Regions from separate parts of the Homo sapiens genome. Here regions 2 and 3 are each linked to region 1. Evidence: chromatin loops called from intact Hi-C (ENCODE). Cell type or tissue: ascending aorta. All regions are shown on one strand.

Region 1 (8,000 bases):
ATTCAGAAGACATGGTAAATATTCAGTACCAAGTCTGAATAATAATAATTGTCATTAATATTATTTTAGAGACAGGGTTTTGTTCTATCACCCAGGCTTCAGTGCAGTCAGAATCATAGCTAACTGCAGCCTCAAACTCCTGGGCTCAGGTGATCCTCCTGCCTCAGCCTCCATGGTAGCTAGAACTACAGGTGCACACCACCATGTCCAGATGACTTTATTATTTTTATGTTGTAGAGACAGGGGTCTCTGTGTTGCCCAGGCAGGTCTCAAACTCCTGGGCTCAAGTGATCCTCCCACCTCAGCCCAAGTCTGAATGATAATAATTATTATTATTATTATTTTTCTTTTTTTGGATGGAGTCTCACTCTGTTTCCAGGCTGGAGTGCAGTGGCATCATCTCGGCTCACTGCAACCTCTGCTTCCTGAGGTCAAGTGATTCTCCTGCCTCAGCCTCCCGAGTAGCTGGGATGACAGGCACGCACCACCACGCCCAGCCAATTTTTGCATTTTTAGTAGAGACGGGGTTTTACCATGTTGGCCAAGATGGTCTCGATCTCTTGACCTCCTGATCCTCCTGCCTCGGCCTCCCAAAGTGCTGGGATTACAGGCGTGAGCAACCATATCCAGCCTGAATAATTATTAATAACACATATCTTTACCAGGTTTATGTGAATCACTGAACAGTTTATGTCAGTAAATTTTTAATTAGTATAAATTGTTATTTCTGTTTGGAATGTTTTAGGCAAAAGTTAACTAAATTGTTTGTCATTATATAATTATAATTATATATTACATATAATTATATAAATTATATATTACATATAATTATATAAATTATATAATATAAATTATTTTATATCACTCCAAATTCTTATTGTATACTTGGAGAAAATAGTTTACTCTTTATCTACATTTCAAAAATTTTTCGCAGCCCTTCAAGATCTCTGGACATGTTGCCTCACAATTTTCTTTGTCTTCATCCACAAAATTCCCTTTTTCTCCATAATAAACTTTTCATCACCAACAATAATATTTACTGAACAGTGTACTAAACACTTTCATCTTGGACCATAACTGTTCAGATTAACATGCTGTAGGAGCTTCAGATGGCCATAAAAATCCTCTTCTCCGTTAGGTTCTTTGGTTTTTGTCTCCAAATATTTCCTTCCCATTCATTTTATCACACGCCTTTGAACACTGGATTTTTCTCTAGATCTTCGACGTGTCTCCAGTCTGGACTCCTTTTTCCATTTCAACAGCTTTTTAAATAATGCAATTGAGACCACATTAAGAAATGTTTACATTGTCAACACCCTTTAAGAATGTATATCCTTAAAATGGAGTAAATATGAAGAGACCATACTCATTCAAATCCAAAATATAAAAGCCTCCTCACATTACATCTTTGAAGTATCAACATGCCATGAAAATTTTTTGTCTTGAGATCTTTCCCAACTGGGACTTATTTAGATCTAGCAATAACTTTCACCTTTTCTTCTAAACTCAAAGGAGTCTAGGGCAGAATTTCCACATCTAGACAAAACAGAATAATCATTTTTGTTCTCTCCCAGATCTTTTTCACCCTGAATAGCACTTGCCAGCAAGATGTGAAAAGGAAAAGTTTGCAAGCTCGGACCAACCATTCTGAGGGCTTTGATCTGTCTTTGATTTTGCAGCAATTGGTGCGAATGGTAGACATCTGATTCACCTGCCTTACTCATTCCTGACGCGCACCCTATACCAGCTGCTCTCCACTGACTTTGGTAAGTGCTCTGATGAGTTTTGTTTACCCAGACTTGAGAAGGAGATGTATAAATACAAATGACTGCATAACCACATTTTAGATAAGACATCCTTAAAACGCTCATCAGTAATGTTTTAGAAACTCTTATGGCTGTAGACCAATCTTTTGGAAACAAAATTGTTTCAAGCTTTGGGAAGGCATTTAAAATAAAGAAAAAGAAAAACTAAGCAAGATGAAATAGACAAATTAAAGCAAGAGATATTTTGCCTGCCCTTTTTATTTTTTAATTTGAGATGGAGTCTTACTCTGTTGCCCAGGCTGGAGTGCAGTGGTGAGATCTCGGCTCACTGCAACCTCCACCCCCTGGGTTTAAGTGATCCTCCCAAGCAGCTGTGCGTACACGTGTGTGCCACAACGCCGAGATAATTTTTGTATTTTTAGTAGAGACAAGGTTTCGCCATGTTGGCCAGACTGGTCTCGAACTCCTGACCTCAGGTGATCCACCTACCTCGGCCTCCCAAAGTGCTGGGATTATAGGCGTGCCACTGCACCCAGCCTCGCTTGCCATTTTTAAAACAACTTTTATTCTACCCCCTTTGTACTGTTTGGACTTCTGTTTACCATGTGCGTGTGTTGCCAGGTAAAAAAGAACTATGCCTTTTGGTTTTGTTTTTTTTTTTTTTTTTTTTTTTTTTTTTTTGTGTGTGTGTGTGTGTGTGTGTGTGTGTGTTTGAGACGGAGTCTCGCTTGGCCGCCCAGGTTGGAGTGCAATGGCATGATCTCTGCTCACTGCAACCTCCACCTCCCAGGTTCAAGCGATTCTCCCGCCTCAGCCTCCTGAGTAGCTGGGTGCCATCATGCCCCGCTAATTTTTGTATTTTTGTAGAGATGGAGTTTCACCGTGTTGGTCAGGCTGGTCTCGAACTTCTGACCTCGTGATCCACCCGCCTTGGCCTCCCAAAGTGCTGGGATTACAGGTGTGAGCCACCATGCCCAGCCCCAGAACTATGCCTTTTAAAGCCAAACCATATATCTTAATTTTCTTGCTCAAAGTAAAACAGAGCACATGTTACAAAAATGGAGAAGGAGAGGCTGCTAGTGGTGAAACCAAGTCCAGCACTGCCTTGTTGGTGAACGTTAAAGATTTCGCTGGAAACCTTGTTTGGGATACTTTGTCCTCCTGCCCCCAGCCCCAGCCTCTCCCAGGCACACCCCAACCTTCCCAGTCTCTAGCCCAGATCTCCTTCCTGCTCTCAGCTGTCAACTAATCTCTGCTAAGGTGGTCCATTTTTATTTATGTTTATATTTTATTAATTATATATTTTTATTTTTTATTCTTTTTTTTAAAGACAAAGTCTTGCTCTGTTGCTCAGGCTGGGATGCAGTGGCAAGATCTTAGCTCACTGCAGCCTTGATCTCCTGAGCTCAAGTGATCCTCCCACTTCAGCCTCCTGAGTAGCTGGGACTACAGGTATGCACCACCATGCTCAGCTAATTTTTAAGTTTTTATTAGAGATGGGGGTCTCACTATTTTGCTCAGGCTGGTCTCAAACTCCTGGCATCAAGTGATCCTCTCACCTTGGCCTCCCAAGGTGCTGGCATCACAGGTGTGAACCACCACATTTGGCCTAATTTTTAAAATCTATAAATGTATGTTTAAAGCAATGGTTAACCCTCGAGCCCTCTTTAAATGGATATAACAAGGGGAAGCCCCGGTTGATGCAAGGATTCAAACCCCTCCTTAGCTTCCTCTGGTGTGAATCGGAGGCTGGCAGAGAGGGCGAGTCAACGCATACATATTTGACAAAATGCAACAGTGTCAGTATATAGAGTTCCTCAGCTATGACTGGTTAATCACTGAGGCCACAGCGTGCTATGTGTCTGGCATCCTGCTAGGAATTGAGGCTACCAAAAACAATATCTGCTGCCAGGTCTCCATCCTAGAGGAGTTCCTATGCCAGTGTGGAAGATGGGCACATAAATCAATCATGACAGTTCCATGGGGTAAGTGGCTAAGACAGAGACGTGTCCAAATGTCCCTGAATCCCAGAGAGACGCTGTCCTTGAAGGATCTTAAACAGGAAAGATATGTGGTCAAAATACCACTCCTGGCAGCACCCTGGAAGATTAGAATCCAGGAGACCAGAGTGAATGCTCTGAGGACAGCCCGGACCAGAGCACATGGTGCAAGAAAGTGAGGGAGGGGCGCTGGGAGCAGGCAGAACTAGGTCAGTCCCCCATGGGATAAGTTATCTCCATGAAGTATGCAGTGTGTGTGTGTGTGTGTGTGTGTGTGTGTGTGTGTGTGTGAGAGAGAGAGAGACAGAGAGAGAGAGAGAGATGAGGAGTGAAAGCGATGTATGGAGGAGAGAAGGATGGGGGAGAGAGACAGGGAAAGAGGGAGAAATAGGTAGAGAGAGAAAGCGTGCGCGATAGAAAGGGAAATGGAGGAAGAGAAAGAAGAGAAAGAGACGCAGAGAGGGAGGGAAGAAAGGAGGGAAATGGAGAGAGAGAAGAGAGAGAGAGAGAGAGAAAGAGAAGGGGGGGAAGGAAGGAAATGGAGAGAAAAAGAAGAGAGACGGAGAGAAAGAAAGACGGGGGAGGGAGAGGGAGAAAGAGAAAGAGAGAAAATACTGCCCTCTGGTGGCTGACGGACAAAACTGAAGAATTATTAATAGTATTGTATGTGTTAAGTTGCTCATCTCCATTCTAAAAGGTGATCCCGCTGATAATGTCAGTCTTAAAGCATATAATTGAAAAACCTGGGGGAAAAATTGTTTTAACACATTCTTATATCTGAAGTCTGTGTGCTGATCAGCGGTGATAAACACACCACAGCCTTTACTCCTTATCTCCTCACATCTTCCAGCTGTGTGAAATATAGATTGCTTGCCTGCTAGTGAACTGTCTGTATTCAAGGATGGTTTCATAATTTCTATCAATGAAACCCTTCAATAATTTAGCTAACATAACTTTGGAAAGCTCAACAATGAGTCATAAAGAAAGTTAATATTGCCATCCATCCTGCAAAATACTTTCTTTATATGTTTGTGTATATGCTTATTGGTCTCAAAGTTAAAAACAATTTTAATAAATGTTATCCCATTATTTGCTATTAAATATTTAGATTCTGTTTTTTAAAAATATTTCACTGAACTGAATTTAAACAAGAAGAGCCTGGCTTGGTGCATGCCTGTATTCCCAGCTACTCGGGAGGCTGAGGCAGGAGGATCACTTGAGTCCAGGAGTTGGAGGCTGTGGTGAACTATGATTGCACCACTGGACTCTGGCCTGGGAGACAGAGGAAGGCCCTGTCTCTAAAAAATTAAAACAGATAAATAAAGATAATTGAAAATGATTATTTTTTTAAAAAACGATACCAAGCAACCACTCAAATAATGCTCACCAGCCCCCAAAACTGTATTTGCATGTGTGAAAATGCCCAGCTTTGTAAAGGGAGTCTGTAGTCTGTGTGTGTTAATATTCCCCAGAAACCAACCCAAGGCTTAGGAAAGAATAGAGAAATTTCCCCCTATTCTATGTATATTTGTAGCCATCATTTGAAATGTCTTAGGCACCTAAACCAAGCATGAAAAGCACAGTTTCATTCCAGCTTTATGAACTTTACGTCACATTAAACCAGAAGGCTCCCTTTTCTCCTTTATGTTTCTTCCATTTCTCAAATCAATTGTCAATTCTCAATCCAGAATTTAAGGGAGAAATTTAAAGAAAAAAGGGAGATAGATAAATTTAAAGAAAAAAATGAGATAAACTTCAACAATATTACAGACTTCAATTTTTTTTGTAACAAATTGTTCGCTGAGACTGAATTTTAACCAAGAATGGAGTGAGAAAATACTATATAACTTCTTTCTGGGTTTGAGTTTTGTTTCTTGTTTTTTTGAGCAACTAGCTTTCACTGTATTTATTCTGCCTTCTCTTAACCCAGCCAAATAGCCTGGAAACTTGGAAGGATGTCTGGTTTATTTTTTATTAATTAAAGAGAACGATAAAAGATAATACAAAAGATAATTTTTCAGTTTCCTGGACTCCAATCCCGTATATACTGGATGGAATCAAAGGTAAAATTAGATTACCATTGGAGAAGGAGCAGGATCCAGAGTGCACGGGAAGTTGGCTTTGGCTTAGAAATTATTATTTTGATGCTGTAAATGTTTCAATCTGACAACTCCCCCCACTTCCCAAGATTGTCATCAAATGTAGGAAAAGAAAGAAGTGAAAAATTACCTAGAACATGTATATGTATAACTGGGAATGTTGCCTCTCATTGTTTGAAAACATGACCTTTGTCCTTGCAGGGAATTCCAAATTCCTTGCCTGGAAACACGTTCTGAAAGGAGGTACAAGAGCACTTTGCAAACTATGGGATCAAAAAAAAACTGAACATAAATCTGATCGAACTCTGACACCAGTTTTCAGAACACACAGAGAGAGAGGAGCATGTTCCACACCATGTACTCACTAAGATCCATGCTGTGAGAACCTCTGCAGCAGCGGTCCCCAACCTTTTTGGCACCAGAGACCAGTTTCATGGAAGATAATTTTTCCACAGACCGGTGGGCGGTTGGAGCGGGGCTGGGAGGAATGGTTTTGGGACGAGTCAAGTGCATTACATTTATTGTGCCCTTTATTTCTATTATTACACTGTAATGTATAATAATTTTTTTTTTCTTTTTTTGAGACGGAGTCTCGCTCTGTCGCCCAGGCTGGAGGGCAGTGGTGTCATCTCGGTTCACTGCAACCTCCGCCTTCTGGTTCAAGCAATTCTCCTGCCTCAGCCTCCCGAGTAGCTGGGATTACAGGCCCGCACCAGAACGCCAGGCTAATTTTTGTATTTTTAGTAGAGATGGGGTTTCACTATATTGGCCAGGCTGGTCTTGAACTCCTGACCTCAGGTGATGGTGAAATAATTATAAAACTCACCATAATGTAGAATCAATGGGAGCCCTGAGCTTGTTTTCCTACAACTAGATGGTCCCATTTTGGGGTGACGGGAGACAGTGACAGATCATCAAGCATTAGATTCTCATAAGGAGCACGCAACGTAGATGCATCACACACACAGTTGACAACAGGGTTCCCGCTCCTATTAGATCTAATGCCACACTGATCTGACAGGAGGCAGAGTTCAGGCAGTAATGTGAGCAATGGGGAGCAGCTGTAAATACAGAGGAGGCTTTGCTCACTCCCCCGCCACTCACCTCCTGCTGTGCCAGCCCAGTTCTTAACAGGCCATGGACTAGTACCAGTCTGTGGCCTGGGGTTTGGGACCTCCGCTCTATAGAACAAACAATCCTGTTTTTATTTTTCAATAAATAAATACCAACCAAAAAAAAAGAGAGATGGGGAGGGAACCCACCAATTGAAATATATTGAAGAAACATATCAACAATTGTGATTTATGGATCTTATTTTGGATGTGAGTCAAGCCAACCATAAAATGTTATGAGACAGTTGTGAAATTTGAACCGTGGCTGGTTATTTTATTTCAACAAGGAAAGATTGATGATTATTTTTTCAGTGTAATCATGGTGTTTTGGTTATGTTTAAAATAAGGAGTCCTCGCTGGGTGCAGTAGCTCATGCCTATAATCCCACCACTTTTGGGAGGGTGAGGGAGGATCATTTGAGCTCAGGAGTTTCAGACCAACCTGAGCAACGTAGTGAGACCCTATCTCTACAAAAATTTTAAAAATTAGCTGGGTATGGTGGCACGTGCCTATAGCCCCAACTACTCAGGAGGCTGAAGTGGGAGGATCGCTGGAGCCTGAGAGGTTGAGGTTGCAGTGAGGTGTGATCACACCACTGCACAGCAGCCTGGGTGACAGAGTGAAACCTTGTCTCAAAAAATAAAAATAAAAAATGAAGAGTTCTTATCTTTCAGAGTGTTATCCTGGAACTGAAATTTGCTTCAAATAACCTGCAGGAGTGTGATCGGTATATATGATTCAAGACTGGCTGTGAATTAGTAACTATTAAAATCGAATGACAGGACCTTAAAGGTTCATTAATCTCCCTATTTTTGTATATATTCAAAATTTTCAATATCAAAGTGTTTAAAAGCAGGGGTTTGGGGAGGATGATGAACACCTGGAGCTCTCAAACACCACAGGTAGGAGTAGGAGTAGAGGTTGTTGCCACTACTTCAAAGAGCTATTTGGCATTTTGAAGTAGAATATGTGAATGCGTAATGCTGCCATTCCACTTCTAAGTCTTATTTATTTATTACTTAT
Region 2 (8,000 bases), 280 kb before region 1:
ACACACACACAGACACCCAACAACAAAAACAAAAAAAAACCCTCGAGGCTTTCTTGTATATGAGTTAGCTCTGCCAGGAGGTGGGGTGGACTTAGGGGAGGAGAGGGTTGTTGCATTTCAACTTTAACTCTCATCACAGACGTGCAAAGCCGTGAACGCTGAGGTCAGGCTGCAGAGGTGATGAAGAGATAATTGCTTTGCCCCTCCTGGTGGTGGGGTTGGTTTTCACATTCTCCATCCAAGCTGCGCCTTTGACACAACTGGAGCAAGCTCTCGCTCCACCTGGGGCATTGCTTCTAAAGCAATAAATAGCTTGAGGTGACAGAGACGAAACTGATTGTCCTTGAGATGGGACTGCAATAGAAATCCGGGCAGCCCGAAGAGGCACCCAGCGCTCCAGCCACCAGCTGGGCCGCCCGGGAGTCCCTGGCTCTAGACCAGCCGCGAGGAGGCGCCGCGAGAGAGCTGGTCCCTGCCCGCGGCCGGAGGAGGGCTAGAGCCCCTGGGCCAGCCCCCCGAGCCGGCTGGGCGGGCGGGCGGGTGGGAGCAGACGCCGGGCACTGTCACCACGGGTGCGCCGAGCGCACCGACCCGGGACACGGGCAGCTGGGGACCGCCAGATTCCACCAGCCCCCCTTGCCCCGCAGGGGTCCTCGGCTCGCGCTCCTGGGTAGCAGCCACCCACCGGGGCGGAGGGAGATGTCGCCCGGGGCCAGCCGCGGTCCCCGGGGAAGCCAGGCGCCGCTGATCGCGCCCCTCTGCTGCGCCGCGGCCGCGCTGGGGATGTTGCTGTGGTCCCCCGCCTGTCAGGCGTTCAACCTGGACGTGGAAAAGCTCACAGTGTACAGCGGCCCCAAGGGCAGCTACTTCGGCTACGCCGTGGACTTCCACATACCCGACGCCCGCACGTAAGTCGCCCGACCCGGGGAGGTGCGCGCGGGGACGAAGGCGCTCCCGGGTCAGGTCCCAGCGGCTCTGCCGCGGAGTCCCCCCGCAGCCTGGGATCCCCGTCCTGCCGCCTGCCCGGGGTCCCGTCCCTCTCCCCGCCACCAGCCCCTTCTCTCCCCTGCCATGCTAGATGTGCCTTGTGAATTTTGAGCTAGAGACATGCCACTTGCATAGAACACGCAAGTCCTGGGTGTTCCAGGTACCAAGACGCACGCATCCTACAAAGGAGAGAACAGGACCCAGAAGACCCAAGCCAGTTAAAACCGCCACCACAGCGAGGTCTGTTTATGCAGAGTCTGTAACCATTGCGTCTGGGCGCAAGAGCTGTCGGCTACCAGCAGCTGGGCTCTGTCCTTGGCTTCCTCCTACCCCACCCCCTTCTCTCATCTCACTGTACCCACAGAGCTCCACCTAGAGAAGCAGGACCGTTTGCATTCTTGCAAACCAGGTTGCGGACCCCCGTTTCCAAGAGGAAATCAAGTTTGACAGTCGGTCCTCATCATAAATACGTTCATGCCCTCCACGCCTGCCCCAGTGTCCCCGGGCAGGAGGTTACAGAGACTGCATTGCATGCGCACGGTTTTGTGGCGCCCAAAGAGTGACTTTCTCCAACTCTTTTGCAGAGCGAGTGTCTTGGTGGGGGCGCCCAAAGCCAACACCAGCCAGCCCGATATCGTGGAAGGGGGAGCCGTCTATTACTGTCCTTGGCCCGCGGAGGGGTCTGCGCAGTGCAGGCAGATACCGTTTGACACCACCAGTAAGTGAGATTTGTCCTTCTAAGCTGTGGGCCTGGGTTTGGAAGAACCAGGGCCATCCCAGAGGCGACTTCCCGCTGTCTTGGTGTGCTGCTCGTTTAGCTTGTCTGATATGTCCGTATTGTGGGCTATGTGGGTCTCTAGAGAAATCAGTTTTTTCAACTCTCAGTTAACTGAAGGAAGACGTTTAGTGAACCCTAGAGAAAGGACACTATTTTGACCCTGAGTGTTCGGATGCATCCTGGCAACTCCTGTTTCTTTACCTTTCTGAGATGAGCATTTTCAGGGTGAGTGGATGTTTTGGAGAAATACAAAAACTATGTCCTAACTTTGACTGTGGAGAGAATTTGGTTGCTTCTCAAGGACAGATCTGGAAAAAGAGAGATCCTTAGCGTTTCCAGTGCCCAAGCTCGGGAGGCAGGACTTAGCTGCTGCAGACCCAGACATCACTCCGCGTTGCTGTTTAATTCTTTACAGAAAGAAAGAATTTTCTTTCAAAGTATTAGACATTGAATGCAAACTAGTGCAGGCAGAGTGTGGATGGATTACATTCATTTCCAAAATCCCTAGACAGATGTTTCTTATTTAATTAAAGGGAAAATACATTTTAAACAATTCAGTCTGGTTACGTTTCCTCTGGTGTTTTCTCTTTAGAGCCTGAGAAAATAATTTAAATGCGATGCTTTCAAAAACATTAACACCGAATGCTTTAATTTTTACCACCAAAACTTTATGAATTCAAAAGGTATATATTATCAGAAAGCAAATATCTCTTTCCAGAAAAATGCGAATATGTCAGCTTGAACAATGGTCCTTGATAAATAATCGTTTAAAATACCTTGTGTACCACACAACTATTTTATGACATACTTGATTTCTTTGATTTTTAATTGTTTGATTAGTGCGTATATGGAATTTATGCGGAATATTTTCACAGAATTTCGATGAAATTGGCTGGATGATGTTTACTTGTTACTATAATTTGTATCTTTTATGTTAAAGGAGAAAACAATTTCAGTTTCATAAATATGAAAATATTTCAAAGCAAAACAGACTATACAAGCATTACCTTGAATTATGACCAAATTAGGAAAGTATTTTATAAAAGCATTGGAAAATTATATTTTTATCATGCCTGTCTATATATGGTCACAATAGCTTATCATTTTATTAAATATTCTGTTATTTTATACCAGTTTTTATAAGCTTTTACTTTTAAATTTGAGTATTAGCAACCAGGAAGATTAAACCTTTTGATGTTAATTTGTGACAGAAATCTTTTAATTAGTTATTTTATCAAGACTTGAGACACTTTCTAGCTACTGCTCTCTAGTTTAAGAATAAGCTTCGTAAACCAAAAGAATTAAACATTTAAACACAAAATTAATGCCATTTTAATAATTCATATCCGAATCATTTGTATTTTTAAAAGTATTTTAAAGCAGGCCAAATAAAGACATGAATCATTAACATTATTTGAATTTACATTAAGGAAAGTATATTTTGAGACATGGTTGATGTGTTTTCACCAAGAAGCAATTTATGGTCGTGGAAAAGAATTTAATAATCTTCTTGTATAGTCTCATAACATCAAATCAGGATCTGATTAGTATTTTTTTCTTTTGATAAAGGAAGAATCAATGTCTGCCCTGATAAGTTACAACTGACTTACTTTGTAAGTACTCATCCCAATAGATGTCATAGGCCAACAGATTAAAAACCAGAGAATCCAGATGTCAACTATGAATTCAAAAAATAACTGACCACTCCTAACTGAAAATTTTCAATATTAAATTACAATAGGTAGGCCAGGCGTGGTGGCTTATGCCTGTAATTCCAGCACTTTGGGAGGCCGAGGCAGGTGGATCACTTGAGGTCAGGAGTTCAAGACCAGCCTGACCAACATGGTGAAACCCCATCTCTACTAAAAATACAAAATCAGCCGGGCCTAAGGGTGTAATCCCAGCTACTTGGGAGGCTGAGACAGGAGAATTGCTTGAACCCAGGAGGGAGAGGTTGCAGTTAGCCAAGATTGCACCATTGCACTCCAGCCTGGGCAACAAGAGTGAAACTCCATCTCAAAAAAAAAAAAAAAAATACAATAGGTTATATTTTCCAAGTTCATTCTAAAGCAATTGCTTGAAGCCTTGAATTCACTCTCCCATACAGAACTAATGCTGAAAGATGTGCTTTGGTTTCCAGAATAGCCCACAGGAATGCATTTAACCCTTATTGTAGCTGAATTATATTTGCAGTAAAACAGTAGGGGACAAACTAGAACAAGTTGGCAATTAAACAGAAAAATAATGTCCAGAAAATGTCAGTGTTACTTGGAGAAGACAATGTCCTCTTTTGTGTAGGTTAGGAAAATGTCTAGATATCTCAAAGGGCTTTAGAGATTGATGCTGCTCATTCCACACTATGTCTTATTTTACTTCCAAATATATAGTGGTTTACTTGATAAATAGATGAATGCACTAATCCTACTATTATACTTATCAACTACAATCATAATAATTTCAGAATTCACAAATGGAACAAAGTGAGAGAAAGAAAGGGGAAGAAAAATCAATGTTCCTGAAATAATTGAACAGGAAATTTAAAAAGCAAGGCAGGAAAGGCTACACAAGTTTGTGAGAAATGAATGGTCCATGACAGAATGAACAAGGCTGTGACCTGTGAAAGACAGGGAGGTCCCACTGGGGAGGAGAAAGGAATTGTTGGGAAAAGAAAGTTCCCCATGTCGGCCATCAGGGGGTACTATGGGCCCAGAAACCTTGATTGCCAGTGGGAATGGCCTGAAAATGGGTGTGGGGAAGGAATCCACAGGGTCACAGCTCAGGTGTTTGCTACCAAGTGGTTGCTCACCCTCTATACCTCATCTGTGCCAATTGCTTTGTCCTTATACCCTCAGATAGTGGAACTGGCAGTGGCAGCTACTTGATGCAATGCTGTGCAAGTGAAGAAGGCACAGCAGATGCCAGTGTAGCTATTTCCATTCTGAACATCCACTTCGTGGACAAAGTAGAATGTTAAAACGAAAGATGAAAGGTGGAAACAGACATCACTGGCTCTGGGTCCTGAAGTCAGTGTTGCCAGAGGCATCCCATTTACAGATCGCTACTATGTACCAGACACGGTACACACATTGTTTCTACTACATAAAACAAATCAAAACAACTATGTAAAACTCATTCTGTAAATAAGGAAACTGACATCAAAGGTATACCCAAGACCGTACAGTGGTAGGTGGTAGAGGCAGGACTGGAATAGAGGTCTGCCCAGTTCGCAGCCTGCTTGTTCCCCTCACCTTCCTTCCAGAAATGGGGAGAGGATTGACCCTGATAGACTGCAAGTTCAGGATTATGACTAAGCCCCCAAGGAGCTTTGGAAGGCTATATTTGCCTTCCCTCCCTCTCCTCCATTCCCCTACTCCAGCAGTGGCTTTACAATTCCATTTTAAATTATTCTCCAGAGAGGGGTTGGAAAGGATAAACAGTTTTGGTGGAAGCATTGTAGAAGCAGGGTTTGTCTTGGTGGGAATGATGGGTCGCATATGCCCCTGGTTTGCTCAGACTCCCACAGAATGCCCCTTCATGGTCTCTGATAAGCTGCCTCCTGAGTTACTCTCTGCTCAGTGCCAGTAACGTACTGTTCTCCCCCGAAAAAAAGGAAGAAAAGTTCTCTGCTTAACTAAGTAGTGGCCCCAAATTGACATCCGCATAATGGAGTGTGATGTGTCAGGCATAAAAATGTATATTGCAAATATTCATCTGTCAAGACATCAGTGACTTTCCTGGTCTTTTACCCTACTTTTACTACGACATCTGAATTCAAGACATCCTAAGTAAATTTGACCTTTCAATGAAGTTGTTTCAACTTGTTCAGGTCCCTGGGGTGTCTACAATTGGGTATTCTGCTCTGGTAACCAACTAAATTCTCTCAGCTTAGACTTTGAAGGAGACAGCCCTATAACTGAGTCCCAGAGTCCAGTTGAGATCCTGTTCCTCCATTTATTTAAGGTCAATTGCCATTTTCTAAAAACTGCCTTTCAGGTTTTTTTTCATGAAATAATCATTATTTATTTTATTTTTACCTTATCATATAACTTGATTTTCTTTAACATTTCTCATGATGAATACAAAAATAGAGGAAGCTTGCACTAGGCCCAGCACTTCAAATGCATGAATACTAGAAGCATATGCTGGTGGGGGAGATGCAAAGAGTAGATAATTTTCCTGCTCTGTACAGAATCAAGGGGTTCCAAAAAAGCACTTCTCTGATCTCCCTTCTGTCTTTCCCTCTTTACTTCAATAGAAGAAAATTCCTCCTATCACCAAATTGGTTTCTTTCACTTTTGTCTCAGGAACTCTTTAAACTATGCCCTATGTCTTAAAGAGTTTAAAATATCACATCTGCCTAATTCATGCCTCTCGCTTCTGTGTCTACTTCAAGGTTCCCTTTCTTCTTTTTCCTACATTTTCTAAACCAATGCATGGGTTAAAGAATGTTAGGCTGTAACCCTTCTGCTAAAAGGGAGAACGAATGAGACAATGAAATGGACTGTCATCTTTGGAATAATGAAGAGCAAATTGCAACATAGTTCCAAAGTATAGCATACAAGTATTTGATTGTTTTAAATGCTCAAGTAAAATGTTTGAGGAAAAAGGTGATGTGTGCTAATTAATTATGATAATCATCAAAGCACTAATAATGACAGAGAAGCAATACAGCTGGGAACCAGTCACAGTTAGGAGCCCACATAAGAAGTTGACAGGAAGAGGTAGGAGGTGCCATTGAGATTTGGAAGTCATCTGAGAAAGACCACTAGAATTTGCCTGGCCTCAACTTAGTATCTCTGTGTTAAAAAATAAAAATAAAAATAAAAATAAAAGGAAAAAGAAAAAGAAAAGAAAAGAAAACTTAAAATGGAAGACAATTGGATTAGGATATTTCAAAGTTCTGGATGACAAGGTTTTTGTTGGAATTGCGGGAGACCGGAAGCCTTTGTTTTGGGGGGTCTGTTTTATTTTGTGTTGAGTGATCCCACAATGAGAAGCAGCTTAAAGCATCTGGTTCTGCAACTGGCTTAGGGTTGTTTTTTTATAGTGTTCGGTGTGCCCTTTTTCTCATGTGAGGGTTGGGAAACATATTGGCTGCATAAGTCTTGCCTTTCTAGTTTCCCCGGAAAGAAATCAGTTTTTGTTCAGGAACAAAGAAAAGAAAAATGTAGGTTAGAGCTACCCAAGTAAATGACAGAGGAAATAACATAAATGTGATAGGACTTAGGGACAGGAGAAATCTGTGCTCTAATACGTTCACTTGGAAGATTACAAAGGTGGGGGAAGACGGAAGCCCAAAGATAACCTCCTCTTTTCAAGACTTAACAATGAGAGTAAGTTTTGCTACTCAGAAAAAAAGAAGCAGTGTGTGCACACAAGCACACACCACAATATTTGCAGAAATCTTCCTCTGCTAAGTCCTGATCCAACTGAGTCATCAAAGGTGGTTTAGCTGGATGTCTTACTTATTATTCTAGAAGCAATTCATGATGGCTACTATGACTGGATATGTTGGCATGACAGAGGCAACCATCATCCCTAAATTTCTCTCTGTTTGTTCAGACTTCATGCAACAGAACACAACTGAACCTTGGTATGAGAAGGGAGGAGGCAGCGGTCCCTACAGCCCATAGCAACTGAGGAAGCAATTAGAAAAAGGAAGTCCTTGAAACTCCAACTAGAAATGGGAAACAGATCTGCTGTATGGCTAGTTGAGCAGTATGAGCATTAGGCACCTATTGCTTAATCTGCAAAATTCTTTCAAGAAGCTGGAAGTCTGTGTGAGGGAACAGGCTTCAAGGTTCTTGGCAGGAATATTCCGTGTAGGCTCTGCAGCATGCTGGGAGAAATGGCTTGAAATTATCTTGAAATAGTCTTGAAATTATTCTGAAAGGAAAAACACACTTTTACATTTAAGCTGACAGGTTGAGATGTGCACATTCGAACTTTCCTTCTTAGTGTATAACGAGTCTTGTATCTGGGAATTGCATTGATGGAGAGAGTTGCCAACTTTACGAAAAAGCTCAGCTCAGGGGTGCCCTGATGGATACCATGACAGTACATGAACATGGACTTTTTTATTTTTTATTTTATTTTTATTTTTTTGAAATGGAGTCTGGTTCTGTCACCCAGGCTGGAATGCAGTGGCACAATCTCAGCTAACTGCAACCTCCATCTCCCGGGTTAAAATGATTCTCCTGCCTCAGCCTCCCAAGTAGCTGGGATTACAGGTGCC
Region 3 (8,000 bases), 150 kb before region 1:
CCTCGCTCTTGGTTGAAGTTACAAAAGAGAATGGATGCAATTACTAGTTCATCTAAGAAGCAAAAGACACAAGGTAGTGTTCTAGATGGCTTCCCCGAGTCCATCCTGTAGATCATCATTGAAATAATGAATTCAGTAATGAAGTGCCGAATTTGCTGTAAAGTAGAAGTGGCCACGTTTTTAACATTCCCCTTCATCTAAAACAAAGGGTCATGACTGATTACATTCCATTTCTACTCAGGACTATTTTAACATTACCCTTAAAAAATATAAAGATGCAGAAATGCAGAAAGAACTGGAATATACATACAGCATTAAATTCCCAAAACATGTATTATACATATAAAAGCAAGAATACAGTGTTTGAGGCTGGGCACAGTGGCTCACGCCTGTAATCCCAGCATTTTGGGAGTCCGAGGTGGGTGGATCACTTGAGGTCAGGAGTTCGAGACCAGCCTAGCCAACATGGTGAAACCTTTTCTCTACTAAAAGTACAAAAATTAGCTGGGTGTGGTGGTGCACGCCTGTAGTCCCAGCTTCTCTGGAGGCTGAGGCAGGGGAATCACTTGAACCTGGCAGGCAGAGGTTGCAGCGAGTCAAGATTGCGCCACTGCACTCCAGTCAGGGTGATAGAGTGAGACCCCATCTCAAAAAAAAAAAAAAAATACAGCGTTTGAGTAAAACACTGTAAAAACTCAATTACTAGGGTATTTGAGAGGTGAGCATTTATCTGCATGCTTTGCTGGCTGACTCCAAAGCTGTAAATAAGGATCTAAATGGATGGTTTTGCATTTGGTTTAAATGTGTTTAAGCCAAAAATAAATTAAACCAAATGTTCTGAAGTCTAAACTCTTACAGGCATATATTGACTGCCATGACCTGCATTTAATGAATCCCTTTTCCACAAATAGAAGTCAAGAGAGAAATGGGCTTTATATGTTAATAAACTTAAAATATTTCCTGTTACCAAATATTTGCATTAAGCGGTCTCTCCATGCCCTCACTCTACACGACATAAACATTTTCCTCCCTGTGTACAACGGGTCTCAGATTGCAATTGCCACATACAAACAGGTCTTGGTGACTGTCCTCAGAGTTTCTTCCTTAGTAATGGTGAGATGAATACTGTGTTATCTTTGCTGACATTCCAAAGACCACAGAAAGCATAGAGGGAATGTTAGAATGCAGGAAATAGGAAATAGTAAGGAAAAAGAAAATAGCATTGGAGTAATAAAGTGAAAAACATGTCTATCCATAGTATATAACATAGGGTGCAGTTGTAGAGAGGAAATTCATCATTCCTTGTGTAGAACCAGCACCAACAGTTTAAATAGTTCAGCTTCCATGGCGGTGATGGATGGCTTGTTTGGATGTAGCAGCGGTATTAGTGAGGGAGCTTTCCTTTCAGGAAAGAGGTCAAGGAAGCATCCAAGTTATTTCTCAAGCCTGGTTCCTTTCTTACAAGAGATATTGCTGACACCGCTAGTATGCAGTAGCAAGTGTCATGGCAAGTCTGTGTGACAAAAGATGATTTTGATTAGCCGACCAGAAGGTCTGGACTCAGAGTTTGCTGCTGTTCCTGCTGCATTTCAAAACAGCCTCTAAAAGCCTCATGTTAGATTGTTTTCAAGGATGATTTCAATGTTCAATGTCTATTTACATACTCAGAGTATTGTGGGTAATGAAAACTGTGTTATTGAAACCACTTGGGAAGAAAATACAATAGAATTATGCAATAACTTAAATGAAACTTTGTTTTTTCGTAATTCTAATTTCCACGGCTGCCAAGCAGTAGTGAACTAGAAATAGAAAAAAGTCTGGTTAATCTGTGGCACAAATATATTTAAATTTCCAAACTGAAGAATTACCCATAATATATTTGGAACCATAAAGTCTACAATAAGTAAAATTACTTAATTACTTCTTAATGGTTAGAATTCAGAACACTGCCTTAAAAACACACACACACATTTGTTTAGTTGACTGATCCCAGATGTGATCTTAATAAAATGGCCTGGAAACTGGGGTTCAGCCTCTGGTGAACAAGTCCCTTAAGCTCGGTCATGGGTTTAGTGGCGATGCTCCATTCCAGGAAATGAGCCTGACATTTGCCTGTTTATATCTTTTATGTGTGGTTGCAGTTTAAGTTGTCTTATCATTATATACAATCGGCCAGGACTTTTCAAAAGCATCATGGGAACAATTCTGCCGCCTCCTGCTTTGAAAGCAGAATTTTATCATATCCTTTCCAGCTCTCGCATTTGGAAAGCTTCAAAAGCTAGTCACAACCTACCGCATTACCATCATCTTGGTGCTAGAGCTTGTCCATCGAATCAGAGTGAGGTTTGATGATGAAAAAAGAGGAGGCCTTCTCTTCCTAATGACACCTGAATATAAACATGACCTGTTAGTGGTGATGTGGCTGTGTCTCGGTTTGCTAAAAGCTGCCTAAGTTTTTAGTGACTTCAGTAAAAGCATAATAGGATTATAAAATTCAGATGGAAGCTACCTCCAAAACTCAGTTACTGGTTGAGCCTCTTTGTGAAGTACGTTTTATTTTCCTTATAGCACACACATTTTGAAACCCATGCATTTTTAAAAGTTGTTTCATATCTAATTATATTTGCTGGAGAGAAAAAACCCCAGCAAACTTAAAAAATAATTTTGCCACTGTTCAAAGAAATGTTGTTAAACACACACCTTCTATCTAGACACTCTTAATGCATTTTGTAAATATCCATGTCATCTCCTAATTGCCTGTTTATGAACTGGCCAACTTCCTTGGGTCTATATTCAGGGTATTGTGGGTAATGAAAAGTGTGTTATTTAAACTGGTCTTTTAAAATACCCTCCAACTCCTTGTCCTAGTTAGCTGGTGAGTATGCAGTGAATATATGCTTATTTTAATACTAACTGAAGAAATAAACCGTTAGGAAGATGAAATTGCTGCCAAGCCAGTGCATGGTATGATGCATCCCAGAGCCAAACACAAATGCTGTTTCGATTATGTATTTCTCTGCATTATTCATGCCAGTTCTTCTCTTTATTAGCAAGGAAAATCAGGAGTTGGCTGTGTTGTTACTTCCTATTTAATGGGCAATGAACATGATATGCGCAGAGATGTTAAGGAATTTGTCAAAGGTAGAAGCTGCAAAATGAGCTCAGTTCAATACATTTTTGGTTTAGCCATTTAAAAAAGTGTTAGTTTTGGCTGGGCGGGGTGGCTCACGCCTGTAATCCCAGCACTTTGGGAGGCTGAGGTGGGCAGATCATGAGGTCAAGAGATAGAGACCATCCTGGCCAACATGGTGAAACCCCGTCTTTACTAAAAACACAAAAATTAGCTGGGTGTGGTGGCACACGCCTGTAGTCTCAGCTACTTGGGAGGCTGAGGCAGGAGAATCACTTGAATTGGGGAGGCAGAGGTTGCAGTGAGCTGATATTGGGCTACTGTACTCCAGCCTCGCAACAGAGGGAGACTCCGTCTCAAAAAAAAAAAAAAAGTGTTAGTTTCTTTAGATATCTATTGTATTTCCAGATAAAGTGTCTCTTCATAGACAGTTGTTACATTACTATTGATCATAAAAGATCTTAGCATTTCTCTGTACAAATGGTTACGATTTTGGAGAATGAATACACTTGTATCCTGAATGATCAGGTTAGTAACGTGTGTTCTCCTGTGATATGTAGAATGTTTTTTATGATCATATATTGTAATAATACTCCTGAGCAGATAGATTTAAATCACATGTCCTTGTGTTTTAGTTCCAACAAGGACAATCCAGACAGCAATTTTGTGAGCCTGCAAATCAACATCACTGCTGTAGCGCAGGTGGAAATAAGAGGGTAAGTAGTAAGCAATGCATAGTACAATATCCTTCTGTATGTAGAGTTAAGATAAAATACTAGTGAAAATGATGTGGAATTTTCCTGATGCATTAGAGATCACAGTTCATTTTGGATATTAATTTTCACTCTTTTCTACTGATCGTTATTAGCCTTCCATTGGAAAGCAGAGTAAACCCTAAATAACAATTAACTCCAAGAATATCAAAACAAGAAATCACTTTATGCCAGGCGCGGTGGCTCATGCCTATACTCCCAGCACTTTGGGAGGCCAAAGTGAGCAGATCACCTGAGGTCAGGAGTTTGAGACCAGCCTAGCCAACATCGTGAAACCCTGTCTCTCCTAAAAATACAAAAATTAGCCAGGCGTGGTTGTGGGTACCTGTAATCCCAGCTACTCAGGAGGCTGAGGCAGGAGAATCACTTGAACCCGGGAGGCAGAGGTTGCAGTGAGCCAAGATCGTGCCATTGCACTCCAGCCTGGGTGACAAGAGTGAAACTCCATCTCAAAAAAAAAAAAAAAAAAAAAAAAAATCACTTTATTCCCCAAATTGACAGTGCAGTAATCAAACTATAAAAACCAGCTGATAAGAAGCCAGATAAAATAGACAACCATGTGATTCCCTGAAAAAAAATCTCAATTCTCCAATAATTATTTTAGCGTAATGACTTTTTAGCCTTACCACACCACATCTGGAGTTTAATAAATGACTAACTCTCAGATGCAAGGGTCGATTGGATCTATATTTTACATCTTTTTTCTTTGGTCCTATTCTTTAAGGAAGGTGCCAATAAGCAATCAACTGAGAGACGGGGGAAAAGGGTCAAGGAAATGACTACCAGCTGCAAAATCCATGCCTGGGGGAAAAAGAAATCAGAAATGGGTTGTGTGTAGTTCTTATCTTGCATGAAATTGGACTTCATTGATTTTTTTCTGATGATTCTGGTTTTTCAGAACAATCATGGATTTGGCTAAAAATGTCAACTGGTATTTTGGACCAAGTTGTCACTGGGGTTCCAGAATGCTGGTTTCCTTCCTTTTCCACGGTGGTTTACAAGCTTCGATGATGACAGCTGGTATTTCAGCAGGCAGAGCCAGTGCTGCCATGGGTCCTGCCCTGCTGTCCTGGTGCCGCTGGGGCGCCCCCTAGCGGATTAGAGAATAATAGCAATGTCTAACATACACTGTTCCCTTCTGGGTGCTACTCCAAGTTAGCCCATCTTATAAATGAACTAGTATCCTCCTTGTACAGGTGAGGGAATTGCGGCACAAGGAGTTGAAGGTTAAACTAGAAAATGCCAGAATGTAAATATAGGCAACTGTCTCCAGAGCTCATGCTCAGAAATGATCATGCTATCCTGCCTGGGATATAGTTTTTTGAAACTTATCTACATAAAATCGTATTTTATGTATGTTTCTAATTTTTTTCCATTCAAACCAATGTTTTTGAGATTCATTTTAGTGCACGTGCCTGTAATTCACTCATGTCAACTGCCTGAGTGTTACACTGTAAAACTATACCATCGTTTATCTTATTTTACTTTGAGACTGGGTCTCACTCTGTCACCCAGGCTGATCTCGGCTCACTGCAACCTCCACCTCCTGGGTTCAAGTGATTCTCGGGCCTCAGCCTCCTCAGTAGCTGGGATTACAGGCATGCACCACGCCCGGCTAATTTTTGTATTTTTAGTAGAGACAGGGTTTCACCATGTTGGCCAGGCTGGTCTCAAACTCCTGACCTCAGGTGAATCTGCCTACCTCAGCCTCCCAAAGTGCTAGGATTATTACAGGCCTTAGCCACCATGCTCGGCCAAAATATACCATAATTTATTTATCTATTCTACTCTGGATGAAAATGCAGGGCTTTTATTATTTTCCTTTTTGCAATTGTTTTTTGTACATATCTTCCAGTACACAGGGGGAAGAATGTCAGCAGAGGATATACTTAGAAGTGGAAATTCAGGATCAGAGAGTATGCTCTATTTAACTTTACTACATAATATCAAACTCTTTTTCAAAATACTTATGCCAAATTACACTCCTGTGAGAAGTGGGTGAAGTTTCTGTTATCCCACACTATCAGCTAACTCTCAACATGATCTGGTTTTTGAGCCAGTCTGGTGGACAAGAAATGGTACCTTACTGAAGGTTTAACTTGCGGTCCCCTGATTCCTAAATGAGATTCAGCAGCTTTTTAATCTTTGTTGACTCTTTATTCTTCCTGTGCAGAGAAATTCTTGTTCAATTTTTTGCACATATTTCTTTTCTTTTCTTTTCTTTTCTTTTTCTTGACAGTCTCGCTGCATCACCCAGGCTGGAGTGCAGTGGCATGATCTCAGCTCACTGCAACCTCTCCCTCCAGGGTTCGAGTGATTCTCCTACCTCAGCCTCCCAAGTGGCTGAGATTACAGGCACCTGCTACCATGCCCAGCTAATTTTTGTATTTTTAATAGAGAAGGGGTTTCACCATGTTGGCCAGGCTGGTCTCGAACTCTGTACCTCAGGTGATCCACCTGCCTTGGTCTCCCAAAGTGCTGGGATTACAGGCATGAGCCATCACACCCAGCCTTTTTTACACATAGTGCTACTAAAAGAGTTGACTTTTTTTCATTAGTGTATAGAAATTCTTTTCTATTCTAGAGTTTAGTCACTAATCCTTTATCAGTTACAAAGATTACCAATATCTTTCAACAGTTTATGGAGTTTGTGGGGTTTTTGAAAAGTCAGATTTATTGGAATGTAAATTACATAAAGTAAAATTCATCCTTTTTAGGTGTCCAGTTGAAGAAGTTATGACATCAAAAGAACATACAATATAGAACAGTACCATCACTCCACATAGTTATTTTGGACTACTTTATAGCCAACCCTTCCCCACCCCGAGACCCTGGCAAGCTTGGCCTATTTTCTGTCACTATAGTTTTGCCTTTTTCCGGAATGATCTATAATGTTATGCAAGTCATTGGGAATGGTGCTGGCTTCTTCCACCTAACCTAACGCACTTGAGAAACATCTGTGTTCTTGAATGTATCAGTAGACAGTTTCTTTTTATATATATACTTTTTTATTATTATACTTTAAGTTCTGGGGTACCTGTGCAGAACGTGCAGGTTTGTTACATAGGTATACAAGTGCCATGATGGTTTGCTGCACTCATCAACCCATCATCTACATTAGGTATTTCTCCTAATGCTATCCCTTCCCTAGCCCCCCATCCCCCAGTAGGCCCCGCTGTGTGATGTTCCCCTCCCTGTTGTCCACGTGCTCTCATTGTTCAACTCCCACTTATGAGTGAGAACATGTGGTGTTTGGTTTTCTGTTCCTGTGTTAGTTTGCTGAGAATGATGGTTTCCAGTTTCATCCATGTCCCTGCAAAAGACATGAACTCATCCTTTTTTATGGCTGCATAGTATTCCACATTGTATATGTGCCACATTTTCTTTATCCAGTCTATCTGGATGGGCATTTCAGTTGGTTCCAAGTCTTTGCTATGATGGTTTCTTTTTACTGCTGAGAAGTATTCCATTGTATGGATGGATGTCCAGTGAATTGTTCATCCATTCACTCATTGGTGAACATTTGAATTGTCTCCAGTTTGAGCTATGAAGAATAAAGCTGCTATAAGTATTCATGTGCAGGTCTTTGTTGGAACATTTGTTTTCACAAATGGAATTACCGAGTTGTATGATATGTGTATGTTTATAAGAAACTGTGCAACTGTTTTCCAGAAAGGCTATACTGTTTCCATTCTTCATTCCCACCAACCATGCATGAGAGTTGCAGTCATGCACCATTTTTGCCAGCATGTGCTTTATGTTGGTTTGTATTTAGTCATTCTAGTAAGCCTATAGTGTTCCACTGAGTTTTTAGTTTTCATTTGCTTAATGACCAGTTACATTGGGCATCTTTTCAGTGCTTATTTGCCATCAATATCTCATTTTTGGTGAAGTATCCCTTCAAATCTTCTACCCATTTATTACTGGGTTTTCTGTCTCCTTATTATCGAGTTGTAGAAGTTCTTTATAAATTCTGTATACAAAGCCATTTACCAAATATGTGTCCCGCGATTATTTTCTCCCAGTCTATAGTTTGGTTTTATATTTCCTTAATAGTGATGTTCAAGAAGCAAAAGTTTGATGAAATCCAGTTGATT

Evidence for each region. Peaks named below come from ENCODE experiments on the same cell type or tissue, not always from the same donor. Only the 100,000 strongest peaks of a DNase experiment are listed, where the experiment ranks them.
Region 2: it touches region 1 in a loop (6-fold over the local background); 90 of 110 quality-filtered maps call a loop at or near these places.
Region 3: it touches region 1 in a loop (4-fold over the local background); 20 of 110 quality-filtered maps call a loop at or near these places.

What each region holds. Positions count from the first base shown.
Region 1 is chr10:15,430,644-15,438,643 of GRCh38, reverse strand. No RefSeq gene overlaps it. Among named protein-coding and RNA genes, the nearest start is that of FAM171A1, 63 kb to the right of the region's middle. RefSeq lists an enhancer at 4,240-4,534. In ascending aorta, a CTCF peak has its summit at 4,389 (motif pointing left); DNase peaks (open chromatin) are centred at 3,619 and 3,873; H3K4me3 peaks cover 1,290 bases; H3K27ac peaks cover 5,514 bases.
Region 2 is chr10:15,712,471-15,720,470 of GRCh38, reverse strand. It overlaps ITGA8 (integrin subunit alpha 8), which reads left to right and starts at 549. Exons shown (of 30, transcript NM_003638.3): 1 at 549-908; 2 at 1,572-1,705. The coding sequence starts at 700. RefSeq lists a silencer at 5,835-6,035. In ascending aorta, CTCF peaks have their summits at 210, 412 (motif pointing right) and 4,455 (motif pointing right); DNase peaks (open chromatin) are centred at 450, 1,514 and 4,483; H3K4me3 peaks cover 8,000 bases; H3K27ac peaks cover 7,625 bases.
Region 3 is chr10:15,582,430-15,590,429 of GRCh38, reverse strand. It overlaps ITGA8 (integrin subunit alpha 8), which reads left to right. Exons shown (of 30, transcript NM_003638.3): 23 at 3,766-3,846. Among named protein-coding and RNA genes, the nearest start is that of ITGA8, 130 kb to the left of the region's middle. RefSeq lists a silencer at 5,040-5,089. In ascending aorta, a CTCF peak has its summit at 4,993 (motif pointing left); a DNase peak (open chromatin) is centred at 4,969.